Linked DNA regions of Mus musculus: region 2 is linked to region 1. A link is a loop called in an ENCODE intact Hi-C map of the cell type or tissue named here. Cell type or tissue: heart. All regions are shown on one strand. Links, peaks and the distances in the headings refer to the core of each region. The heading gives the core; the rest is flanking DNA. Region 1 holds the start of Irgq (immunity-related GTPase family, Q). Region 2 holds the start of Ethe1 (ethylmalonic encephalopathy 1).

Region 1 (5,365 bases), core at 247-5,246:
GTGTTCCTTGTGGTCTCTGCCTGTGAGACACTGATACTACCGCTGCGGTACACCGCAGCCCGACATTAGAGCCGAATGAGATAATCAAGGTCACTCCTCCATACTTGGCATCGAATGCACCCAGTGCAGAGAACACTCAGTCAGGGTCACAGCTGTTATAAAGTAGATGTTATCATTTAAATTAAATTTCATTCAAGTCAAGTTTTCCCCTTTCGACAGCTAATTCCATAACTACCCCATGGAAGTGAGCTGTGATGCCCGTTTTGGTTTGTTTATTAAGACAAGATTTGTCTGTGTAGCCCTGGATGTCCTGGAACTTTCTCTATAGAGCAGGCTGGCTTCAAACTCAGTGAACGGCCTGCCTCTACCTCCTAAATTCGGGGATTAAAGGTGTGCTACCACCATAGCCCGTGTTGCACACGTTTGCTACGGGAAACTGAAGCATAGTCATATTGAAAGTCTAGGGGGAAAGTGGGACAAGAACCCTGGGGACTCATTCCAGGTAATGATATTGCCAGTCACACCCCACAACCCAATCTTCGCCTGGCAGCCCTTTATTCCTCTAAATGTCGTCCTGCTTCTGTTTGTGTGCCCAAATCAAGGGAAATAATTTTGATCATGAGAGGAGGTCATTCCTGGCAGGTAGTCACTGCGGCCACCTGTAGCAGGGCGGGGCGTCGAGATATGGAGGTCCCTTTAGTGTCTGTCACTCCTGCACCCAACCCCTCTTTCTGGCAGTACTCAAAGAGGTCGTCTCCTGGGCTGTCTGGACTCCATTCCTTGGGAGACGCTTGCCCTCTACAGTGTCTTCAGGGCGATGTTCTGATATGAAAGAGAGAGGGGGGGGGCGTGGCTGCCACCAACCTTAGTGGGCCTCGCTCTATTTTTTGACACTCACTGAACTCTAATGACACTCTCACTAGAAAAGCTTCAGCAGTCTCACATGGGAGACTCCTCGGGTTTGTGACACCTCGGTCTTCAAGCCCCTGTGTCCTCATCTTCACGAAACCGAATTCCCTCGAAGGTGGAACTCTTGGTCTTTCTTACCAGCCCCATCCTAGTTTCTCACGTGTCAACCATAACCCCCGCACAAGCAGTGGTGCTCACACTTGAGCCCGCCTTCTCCCAGGAGACATCCTTCTCTGACATTGATTACTGTTTCACCGTAGTCACCGCCGCCCGCGTTCACTAGTTCATTTCTGGATCACGCTGCTCCCATGCACTGCCTTCTGCTCTTAGTTCTTGATGGTCACGGACGCCTCTTGCTTTCCTCCCCGAAGACTGTCCCTTAGCTGCGCCTGACAGTTGGTCGCCACAGCTCTGCCACCGGACGAGAGCGGGATAGTTTTTCCTAGTCTCCAGACTCCAGTGATCTGTTGCACCACCATTGTCCCCGAGTCAGGTTCAAGGTTGCAGTCCGGCACTAATATAGTCACGGCAGGCAAGTCTTCGCAAGGGCAAGTGGAGAGGTCCTTTTCTGTACAGGGGTGCGTGATGATGACGTTGGTTGTGTGCTCCGTACAACGCTAAGCTTACTGCGTGGGCTCATCGCTTCCTGTCCCCCTTTGCCGTACAAACCCTGCACGTACTGCGCAGGCGTATTGGTTGCTGGTCTTGGTGGGGCACCGCCCCAAAACTTTCTGCGCACGCGCATGGGTTTTATTGTGCCTTTGCCCAAACAGCCTTAGCTAGAAAGAAGGAGCTGCCAAAAATTCTTCCTCTCCGCAGTGGCACTCCAAGACACACCGGTCTTGGAAGGAATGACGTCAGTATAGAGCCACCTGAAGGAGTCCGGATGTTTCTAAATCCGGACACTCCTGCCCCTTCAGCCTCCGTCAGCTCGTCTTAAGGGGCTGGGCCTCTGTGCTCTCCAGGCGTGTCACCTCTCTGATCGGTTGGTGATTTGGAATGGGGAGGGGAAAGACCATTCTCGAGTTTGGCAGTCAGGTTTTTGAGGGTTTTTGTTTTCCTTCTTCTGTTTCTTCTTTTTTAAATAGAGAAATGCATTCGTGTGGAGAATGGGCATATACCTGGCTCTCCCAGGAATAGGCCCTGGGGGTTGAGTTTCTAGGTCCTGCAGCGTGACACTGGAGAATGGAAGTAGAGGACAGGCTGGAGGACTGAAGCCTGGATCTACAGTGAATCAGTTAGGAGAGGGTGTTGATTGGTGTGGGGGAGTGCGACGCCTTTAATCTCAGCACTCTGGGAGACAGAGGGGAGAGGATCGATCTCTTGAATGTCAGGCCAGCCTGGTCTACGTAATGAGTTCAGGCCAGCCAGGGCTACACAGCGAGACGCTGTCTTAGAAAAGAAGCAAACAAAAAGTCTTACGTGCTCCCTGACCAATTTCTTTCCCCGCCTCTTGCTTTCCAGCAATGCCTCTGCCTCAGGGTGACGTGACTGCCTTATTCCTGGGGCCTCCCGGCTCGGGAAAGTCCGCCCTGATCGCCGCGTTATGCGGTAAGAATGTGGACACGGTAGAGATTCCCGATGGACGGCAGGACTCTGGAGTCCCCAGCCTGAGAGCTGCGGCTCCGGGCCTCTTCCTGGGTGAGCTGAGTTGCCCACCCGCAGCTCCCGGGCCCTGGGCGGCGGAGGCCAACTTGCTGGTATTGGTGCTACCAGGATCTGAGGGGAGCGAGGAGCCCTTGACCCCAGCTCTGGGAGAGGCAGCGCGAGCCGCCCTGGCTAGAGGAACCCCGCTGCTGGCTGTCCGGAATCTGCGCCCTGGAGATTCCCAGAATGCAGCTAAAGCCCGGGATGAGACTGCAGCCTTGTTGAACAGTGCTGGGTTAGGAGCTGCGCCTCTCTTTGTGCCGCCGGCGGATTGCAGCAGCAGTGACCGCTGCGAGGAGCTAGAGCGCCTGCAGGTGGTGCTGCGGACCCAGGCGGAGGCGCTGCAGAGGTGAGGGGACAGTTCGGGCTGGATGGGGTGGCCTTAGATCCAACTCAGCTACGGAGGTCTTTAAAGTTCTCGAGCCCTGTTCCTAGAGTGTTAGACGCAAGCTTTTCTTGGCTGCCCATTCGTCCATACCCTACTTATTTGCGTAGGACAGCACCCACCACACCCATGAGCACAGAGTTTGAGATCATGGAGACTCTGCCATAAGCAGGGATCACTTTTCTGTCGTTTAAAGCCTGCACCGTCAAGGGTCAACTGGAAAGCCCACCACAAAGGTCCTGTTTCGTGCAAGCTCTCTGGCATCACAAGCCCAGATATATATATATATATGCAAATACTTGTGTCAGACAAGATGCTGGACTCCCATCTCTCGTAACATTTGAGATCCCTCTCCAGCACTCCCATCCTCCTCATTGGCTTGGTTCTCAAGTGACTCCCCTCCCATCCTTCCTTTCGTTAACACCAAACCTTTACAGAGCATTATTTCCGATTGCTCGCCCTGTTCTTCCATTTCCAGTTCCCTCTCAGTTCTACCCTGCCTACTGCCCGCCAATCCACCCAGCCCCTCCCCACCTGCCAGCTGTCTCATTTTATGGTTCTCAAAATGCGACTCAGGAAGGGTCTGCATAAGTTGGAGAGCTGCTTCTCATTTGTTTAGTTAACCTCGCTGGCCCACCAGTACTAGATGAGGTCTCTCTTATTTACATCCACCCTCAGGGACACCATAGGCCATACTGAAATTGCCATTATGTCCTCGCCTTCCTCTAAGCCCCACTCCATAGAAAACGTGTCCTGACCAGCACACCATTGGAAAAGCTCTGACCCCGATCTCTTGATCTGTATCAAGAGAAGTCCAAATAGGGTCCTCATCGTAGTTTCGGTTGGAAACCTGACCTTAGGTTAGTTTACCCGCGGGACCTCTAGGGGACTTAAGCTCTTCCCTGAACTCTCTTAACTTTATGGTCCCGCCTCACCTGGTTTTTTTTTTTTTCTTTCTATCTTTCTTTCTTTTTTTCCTTTTTCTTTTTTTTTCTTTCTTTCTTTTTTTTTTTTTTTTTTTTTGAGACGGGTGTTTCTCTGTATTTCCAGCTGTCCTGGAATTGGCTATGTAGATCAGGCTGGCCTTGAACTCAGAGATCTGCCTGCCTCTGCCACTTGTGCAGAGATTGCAGAGATTAAAGGCGTGCGCCACCACGCCCGGCCGTGCCTTCTTTCTATGTGCATTAGTTCCCTACTTAAATTCTTGAGATTCAGAAAGATTTTTTTTTTTCCCGTAATTGCTCGTTCAGCCCAGCTTTTCCTACTTTTAAAGCTCTGTTGCCTTTGACCGATCTCCCACCCTCTCTCCTGCAGGCTCCTGCCTCCTGCCCAGGATGGCTTCGAGGTGTTGGGCGCAGCCGAGCTGGAAGCTGTTCGTGAGGCCTTCGAGACCGGTGGCCTGGAGGCGGCGCTGTCGTGGGTGCGCGCTGGTCTGGAGCGCCTGGGCAGCGCACGACTGGACTTGGCGGTGGCCGGCACCACCAATGTAGGCCTTGTGCTAGATATGCTGCTGGGGTTGGATCCTGGAGACCCAGGTGCTGCGCCTGCCTCAGCACCCACTGGGCCCACCCCTTATCCTGCTCCAGAGCGCCCCAACGTAGTGCTCTGGACCGTTCCCCTGGGCCCCACGGCCACATCTCCTGCCGTCACCCCTCACCCAACCCACTACGATGCCCTGATCCTTGTCACCCCCGGGGCTCCCACAGAGGAGAACTGGGCCCAGGTCCGCTCATTGGTGTCCCCAGATGCTCCACTCGTCGGTGTGCGCACGGACGGCCAGGGCGAAGATCCACCCGAGGTTCTGGAAGAAGAAAAGGCCCAGAATGCAAGTGATGGGAACTCAGGGGATGCACGCAGCGAAGGAAAGAAAGCTGGCATCGGGGACTCGGGGTGCACTGCCGCTCGGAGCCCGGAGGATGAGCTATGGGAGGTGCTGGAGGAGGCGCCTCCGCCCGTGTTCCCGATGCGGCCCGGCGGTCTCCCAGGCCTCGGAACCTGGCTCCAGCACGCACTGCCCACAGCTCAGGCCGGAGCTCTGCTGCTGGCGCTGCCACCTGCAAGTCCCCGGGCGGCGCGGAGGAAGGCGGCTGCGCTACGGGCAGGGGCGTGGAGGCCAGCCCTGTTGGCTAGCCTGGCGGCGGCCGCCGCCCCAGTACCAGGGCTGGGCTGGGCTTGCGATGTGGCGCTTCTCCGGGGACAGCTGGCCGAGTGGAGGCGCGCGCTAGGCCTCGAACCCGCGGCCGTAGCACGACGTGAGCGCGCCTTGGGCCTGGCTCCCGGAGTACTGGCAACGCGCACGCGCTTCCCGGGCCCGGTGACGCGAGCCGAGGTAGAGGCCAGGCTGGGGTCCTGGGCAGGTGAGGGCACGGCGGGAGGTGCAGCGTTGAGCGCGCTCTCCTTCCTATGGCCCACGGGTGGTGCTGC
Region 2 (5,365 bases), core at 278-5,277, 62 kb after region 1:
GAGGTCTTGTCTTGGAAAGTGTGGCCTTTATGTAACTTTTTCTTTCGTGAAACAGTTCAGGGTCAAAGCAAAGGAGGCTATGGAAAGAGTTTAACAGTGTGAGTCCAAAAGAAACAAATGACTGTCTGGTGCCTAGTGGCCTAGCAAACAAAAGCTGGCTAGCAGGCTCCTCAGTATCACAAGTACCTGGGGCTCCTCTCAGCTCTTCTCACCCTGCCCCTACCCTAAACGTCTCTAGTTCACAGTCTTCCCACTTTGCCCCACTCTTCGTCTTCCTCGCTAGCTAACAGCCCCAACTCCCACGGTGGGTCCACTCTGCTGGCCGTGTTCAGTCCCTTTTATGAACTCTTGCAGATGTCTCTGGCTGTTCTCTCCCTCATATCTACAATAAAAACCTTCCCCACAGCCATGCCTCAGAGCGGTCATGTTTATAGAACAGGTCTTGCTGTGAGGCACCCAGGTAGGGTTTGCATGGTGAGAGTTCCAGGGTTCAGAGAAAGATGCACTGTGGCGGCTGGACTCGGAACCTCAGCCCCATGATTAAGCCCCGTGGCTGCTTCTCTATGACAACCTGCACTGCGACTTGGTCCACTGGAATAGAGAGTTTGGGTTTCGTGTCTCTGTGCTGGGAATGTGAACCAGGGCTTTGTGCATGTTACACAAGGGCTCTGTGGCTAAGCCACACCCTTCACCCTTAGCCTAGGAGTGTCCCCACTATCGATAGGATTCCAGGAGTGAAATGTTTGATAGCCTGTGTGCTAAGATAACGTAATTTACCAGATCTGACATTCTTTGTTTTTGAGACAGTTTGGTGGATAGGAGTGCTGGCTAGTTTTATGCCAACTTGACACAATCTAGAGTCATCAAAGAGGAGGGAGATGCCTCCAGAAGATGGAGCTGTAGGCTAGCCTGAAGGATATCTTTGTTTAATTTCATGTGCTTTGCTGTTTTGCCCGCATGTATATCTGGGTGAGAGCATTGGAGCCTCTGGAACAGAGGTACAGAGAGTCGTGAGCTGCCATGTGGGTGCTGGGAATTAAACCAGGTTTCTCTGGAAGAGCAGCCAGCGCTCTTAAAACCACTGAGCCATCTCTCCAGCCCTCAGGTCATCTTCTTAATTAATGATTGATGTGGAAAGGTCCAGACCACTGTGAGTGGGACCACCCCTGGGAAGGCTGAGTAAGCCATGGGAAACAAGCCAGTAAGCAGCACCCTCCATGGCCTCTGCATCAGCTCCTGCCTCCAGCTTCCTGCTCAGTTCCTGTTCTGATTTCCTTCAAAGATGTGCAGTGATGTGGAAGAGTAAGCGGAATAAACCCCTCCCTTCTCAAGTTGCTTTGTTCATGTATGTGGGATGTGTGTATATGTGTGTATGTGAGTGTGTGGTGGGTATGTGGGTGTGTGTATATGTGTGTATGTATGTGTGGGGGTTATGTGTGTGTATGTGTGTGTATGTATGTGTTGTGTGTGTGTGTGTGTTGTGTGTGTATGTGTGAGGTGTGTGTGTGTATGTGTGTGTGCACAAGCAGTTCCAGGTCATTCTAAGGCACATTGGAGTTTGAATGCAGCCTAGGCTACAAAGATCCAGGCTAAAAACAACAATAACGGGGAGTGGGGAGGAGAGGGAGATGGACAGGGAGAGGGAGAGAGAGCTCCTGTAAACAACAAAAGGAGGAAAAAGAAGGAAAAAAAAACCAGAGAAAAATAACTATTTCTGACAAAGGTGCTTAAATAACCCTTGTGAGGGGCTAGCAGAAGGCTCTGTTGCTAAGCAACCATTGCAGCAAGTTCGGTTCCTGGAATCTAGGTAAAAGTAGAAGGTGGAACCTGACCCTACAAAGTTAAACTGCACATATATGTCCCTTCAAAAAAGAATATGCATGTGCATGCGCGCGCACACACAAATACACACACATACACACACACACACACACACACACACACACCGGAGAGCATATATTGTTCTTTGTAGAGGATCCAAATTCTGTTCCCAGAACCGACACGGGCACTACACAACCTCCTGTAATCCAGTTCCCGAGGATCCAGTGTCTTCGATCTACACCGTTACACGCACTCGTCTGCACACACCCGACACAGACATAATTTTAAATAATACAAATAAGAATCTTAAATATTTATTGTTGTTGCTGTCCTTAGAAGACTTAGGCAGGATAGCCACGATTTTGTGGCCAGCCTGGGCTATATAAGATCCTGTCTCAGTCAAGCATGGTGTGTGCAAGCGCCTTTAATCTCAGCACTACAGAGGCAGAAGTAGGCGGATCTCTGAGTTCGAGACCACCCTGGTCTACAGGACGATTTCCGAAGTAGCCATAGCTTTGTAGTGAGAACCTGTGTCAGATACTGGTCCAACAGGTCCTCAAAATATGAATGATCGTGAATTTAATTTTTTTCCCTTAGCAGGTGACTAGCCGAACACGTGTTTTCCTGGAAAACGTCCCGTGGCTCTAAGTGTCTAGGGAGCCCTACTTCTCTCTCTGTTTCTATAACAGTATCTCTAAATGCCTTGAGTCCCTGGGCCCTTTCCTGTCGGTTTCAGGGTCTCACTGCAACCCTTGCTCCTTCCTTCCTTCCTTCCTGGGTCGTGTGTACTGCGGTTCCTTTAAGGCAGGCCCCGCCCTGGCCCGCCCTCCCGGGTCAGCCCCGGTGCGTAAGGCTCTGGCGGGGCGGCTGCAGGGCTCAGTGCTGAGCGGGCTCTGGCGCGATGGCGAGCGCGGTCGTCAGGGTCGCCGGGCGGCGGCTGAGCCAGCAAAGCGCATCCGGAGCCCCGGTCCTCCTGCGGCAGGTACGGAGAGGCGAACGGACGAAAGGACCCAGAGCCCGGGGCAGCGGGAGGGGCAGGACTCTCTGTCCTTTAAAGAAGGTCTGGGGCGTCCTTCATGCCTGGCTGTTGGGAAACAAGGAGTCCCGACCCTTTAACAGGGAGTAGTTAGTGGGACCCTGAGCTTGGGGTCGGGATCTGGGGCCCATTACCAGAGAAGGCGGGGTCCTTAACTTGGTGCTTGTTTGAAGATGAAGTTTCTTGATTCTGCTGGAGGGATCTGGGGGGACCCTCTGATTCCTGATCCTTGGGCAAAGAGGGTTGGGGTTGTAGCTTCAGGATTCTAGGAAGAAGGGGAGGCCTGGATACTGTATCCCCCAGGCATGGGAGTTAGGTCCGGGAACTCTCTCCGTTGCTCCATCCCTCCCAGATGTTTGAACCCAAGAGCTGCACCTATACCTACCTTCTGGGTGACCGGGAGTCAAGAGAGGCAGTTCTGATCGACCCCGTTCTGGAGACAGCGCATCGGGATGCTCAGTTGATTAAGGAGCTGGGGCTCAAGCTGTTGTACGCTGGTAAGTCCAGGACCAAACTTGGGCATGAGAGAGGCGGGGCCCCGGAGAAAGCGCTCTAGGAAAACAGGAGCCTGGACGCCTGAGTCTGGGGGAGGAGGGCTGGAGGATAGACCCTGGATGAAGGAGCATAGACCCCAGGGTCTGAAAGAAGATGATTGAGTCAGGGTCTGAGAGTCTGAGGGAGAAAGACGGAGCCTGGAGCTCTGGGCCTGAAGGAGGAAGATTGGGGTCTGGATCCCTGAGTTTAGAGGAGGAAGAGTGGGCTTGGATTCCTGGGTCTAGGGGAAGAGGGCTGGAGTCTGGACTGTTGGATGAGGGAGGAGCGGTGGAGTCCGGACCTCAGGGTCTGAGGGAGGTCTAGGGTCTGCCTTCCTGGGTCTGAAGGCTGGATGCTGTGGGCTGAAACATTCCGTTTTCTATTCCCTCTTCTCTCCTAGTGAACACTCACTGCCATGCTGACCACATCACCGGCACGGGGGTTCTCCGGTCCCTGCTCCCGGGCTGCCAGTCTGTCATCTCCCGCCTCAGCGGAGCCCAGGCTGATTTGCATATCGGGGAAGGTGATTCCATCCGCTTTGGACGCTTTGTGAGTTGGGTCTTACAGAAGATGTTGTTGGCCACAGCTCCTTAGACTTTGAAGAGAAGAGGGTGCTCGGGGAATGGACTGCTGGGCCCAATGGAAGAAGGGTTGGTGGATTTAGGCTCAGACTCCTCAGCTCTGTTCTCTGTGGAAAGTACCATAAACCCAGGTGGAGCACTAGGGCAGGAGGCTGTAGGCAGGTGTGGCTCTGGCCAATCCCCCTAAGTCAACAGTGATGGCAGGTTCTTCCTTGGCCATTTCCATAAAATTTGCTCCGGGTTGGGCATTCTGAGTCTAGAGCTGAGGGAGGCACCTAGTCCTTTGGTGAAGAAGGAATGCCCTGTTGTTCAGCAACAGGTCTGGATGAGTCTACTGAGGTCCCTGGGGCTACCATTTAAGGTGGCCTTCACTGGCATGGTGGTATAAATTTGGGGCTAACCATGTATTTGTGGGTTCCTCCTTAAATGTTGGCCTTGAAACCCTCTCACCCTAGCCACAACCCCATTGCTTCACCCAGGAGAGGGGCGAAGGTTCTTCCTCCTCCTCTGGGCTACAGGCTTAATCAGCAGGTTTCTAGCCAGCTTTGCAACCCAGGGTGCTCTGGACAGAGGTTGGGGGAGTTGTACCCAGGGAGAGGAAACGGGTGATGAGAATGCTAAAGCTGATGGAGGGGATGGAAAGTCTGGTGATAGAGTGATAGAGTCCCTGCCCCTAGGTTGTTGATCTTGTGGAATGGGACAGTTTATTTGGAGGCGGTTGGTGGTTAGCGGAGAGGAGGACTGTGTGCGGGGTTGAGAGAGTGTAGCTGCTGTTAGGAGACTTTGATTTCAACCCTGTAAATATTTGAAAGAGGATGCGGGACATAGCTCGTTTGTGTCAGCCCTACTAGTTAGAGAGATGTCCTGGCTGGTCTCTGCTAGCACACACATGCATTTGCTCAGATACACACTCAGATACACAGGGGTACACATAAATAGATGTTTAAAATCTTAAAAACAAGCCGGTCATATAGGTACCTGCCTTTAACCTCAGCTCTTGGGAGGCAGATGCTAAGACAGGTGGATCTCTGTGAGTTCGAGGCCAGCCTGGTCTACAAAGTTCCAGGACAGCCTGTGCTACACAGTAAGAATAAAATGAAATCTTAAAACAACAGCAACAAAGAGCCTTAAAACAGGCATGATGGGGCTGGAGAGATGGCTCAGTGGTTAAGAGCACTGACTGTTCTTCCAGAGGTCCTGAGTTCAATCCCCAGCAACCACATGGTGGTTCACAACCATCTGTAATGGGATCTGATGCCCTCTTCTGGTGTGTCTGAAGAGAGCGATAGTGTACTCACAGACATAAAATAAATAAATTTTTAAAACACAAAAAACAAAAACAGGCGTGATGTAATCCTAGAGAGGCAGAGAGGAAGATCAGGTGTTCAAGGTC

What was found. Peaks named below come from ENCODE experiments on the same cell type or tissue, not always from the same donor. Only the 100,000 strongest peaks of a DNase experiment are listed, where the experiment ranks them.
Region 2: a loop joins it to region 1, with 2.0 times the contacts of the local background. A loop is called at or near these places in 9 of 42 quality-filtered maps.

What each region holds. Positions count from the first base shown.
Region 1 is chr7:24,529,011-24,534,375 of GRCm38, forward strand. It overlaps Irgq (immunity-related GTPase family, Q), which reads left to right and starts at 1,638. Exons shown (of 3, transcript NM_153134.3): 1 at 1,638-1,894; 2 at 2,374-2,905; 3 at 4,256-5,365. The coding sequence starts at 2,376. In heart, for the core only: a CTCF peak has its summit at 2,862 (motif pointing right); DNase peaks (open chromatin) are centred at 748, 1,541 and 2,741; H3K4me3 peaks cover 3,743 bases; H3K27ac peaks cover 3,187 bases; H3K27me3 peaks cover 1,211 bases.
Region 2 is chr7:24,591,209-24,596,573 of GRCm38, forward strand. It overlaps Ethe1 (ethylmalonic encephalopathy 1), which reads left to right and starts at 2,700. Exons shown (of 7, transcript NM_001364014.1): 1 at 2,700-2,803; 2 at 3,210-3,354; 3 at 3,792-3,940. The coding sequence starts at 2,723. In heart, for the core only: CTCF peaks have their summits at 2,546 and 2,759; DNase peaks (open chromatin) are centred at 2,673 and 3,343; H3K4me3 peaks cover 1,798 bases; H3K27ac peaks cover 1,010 bases; H3K27me3 peaks cover 1,134 bases.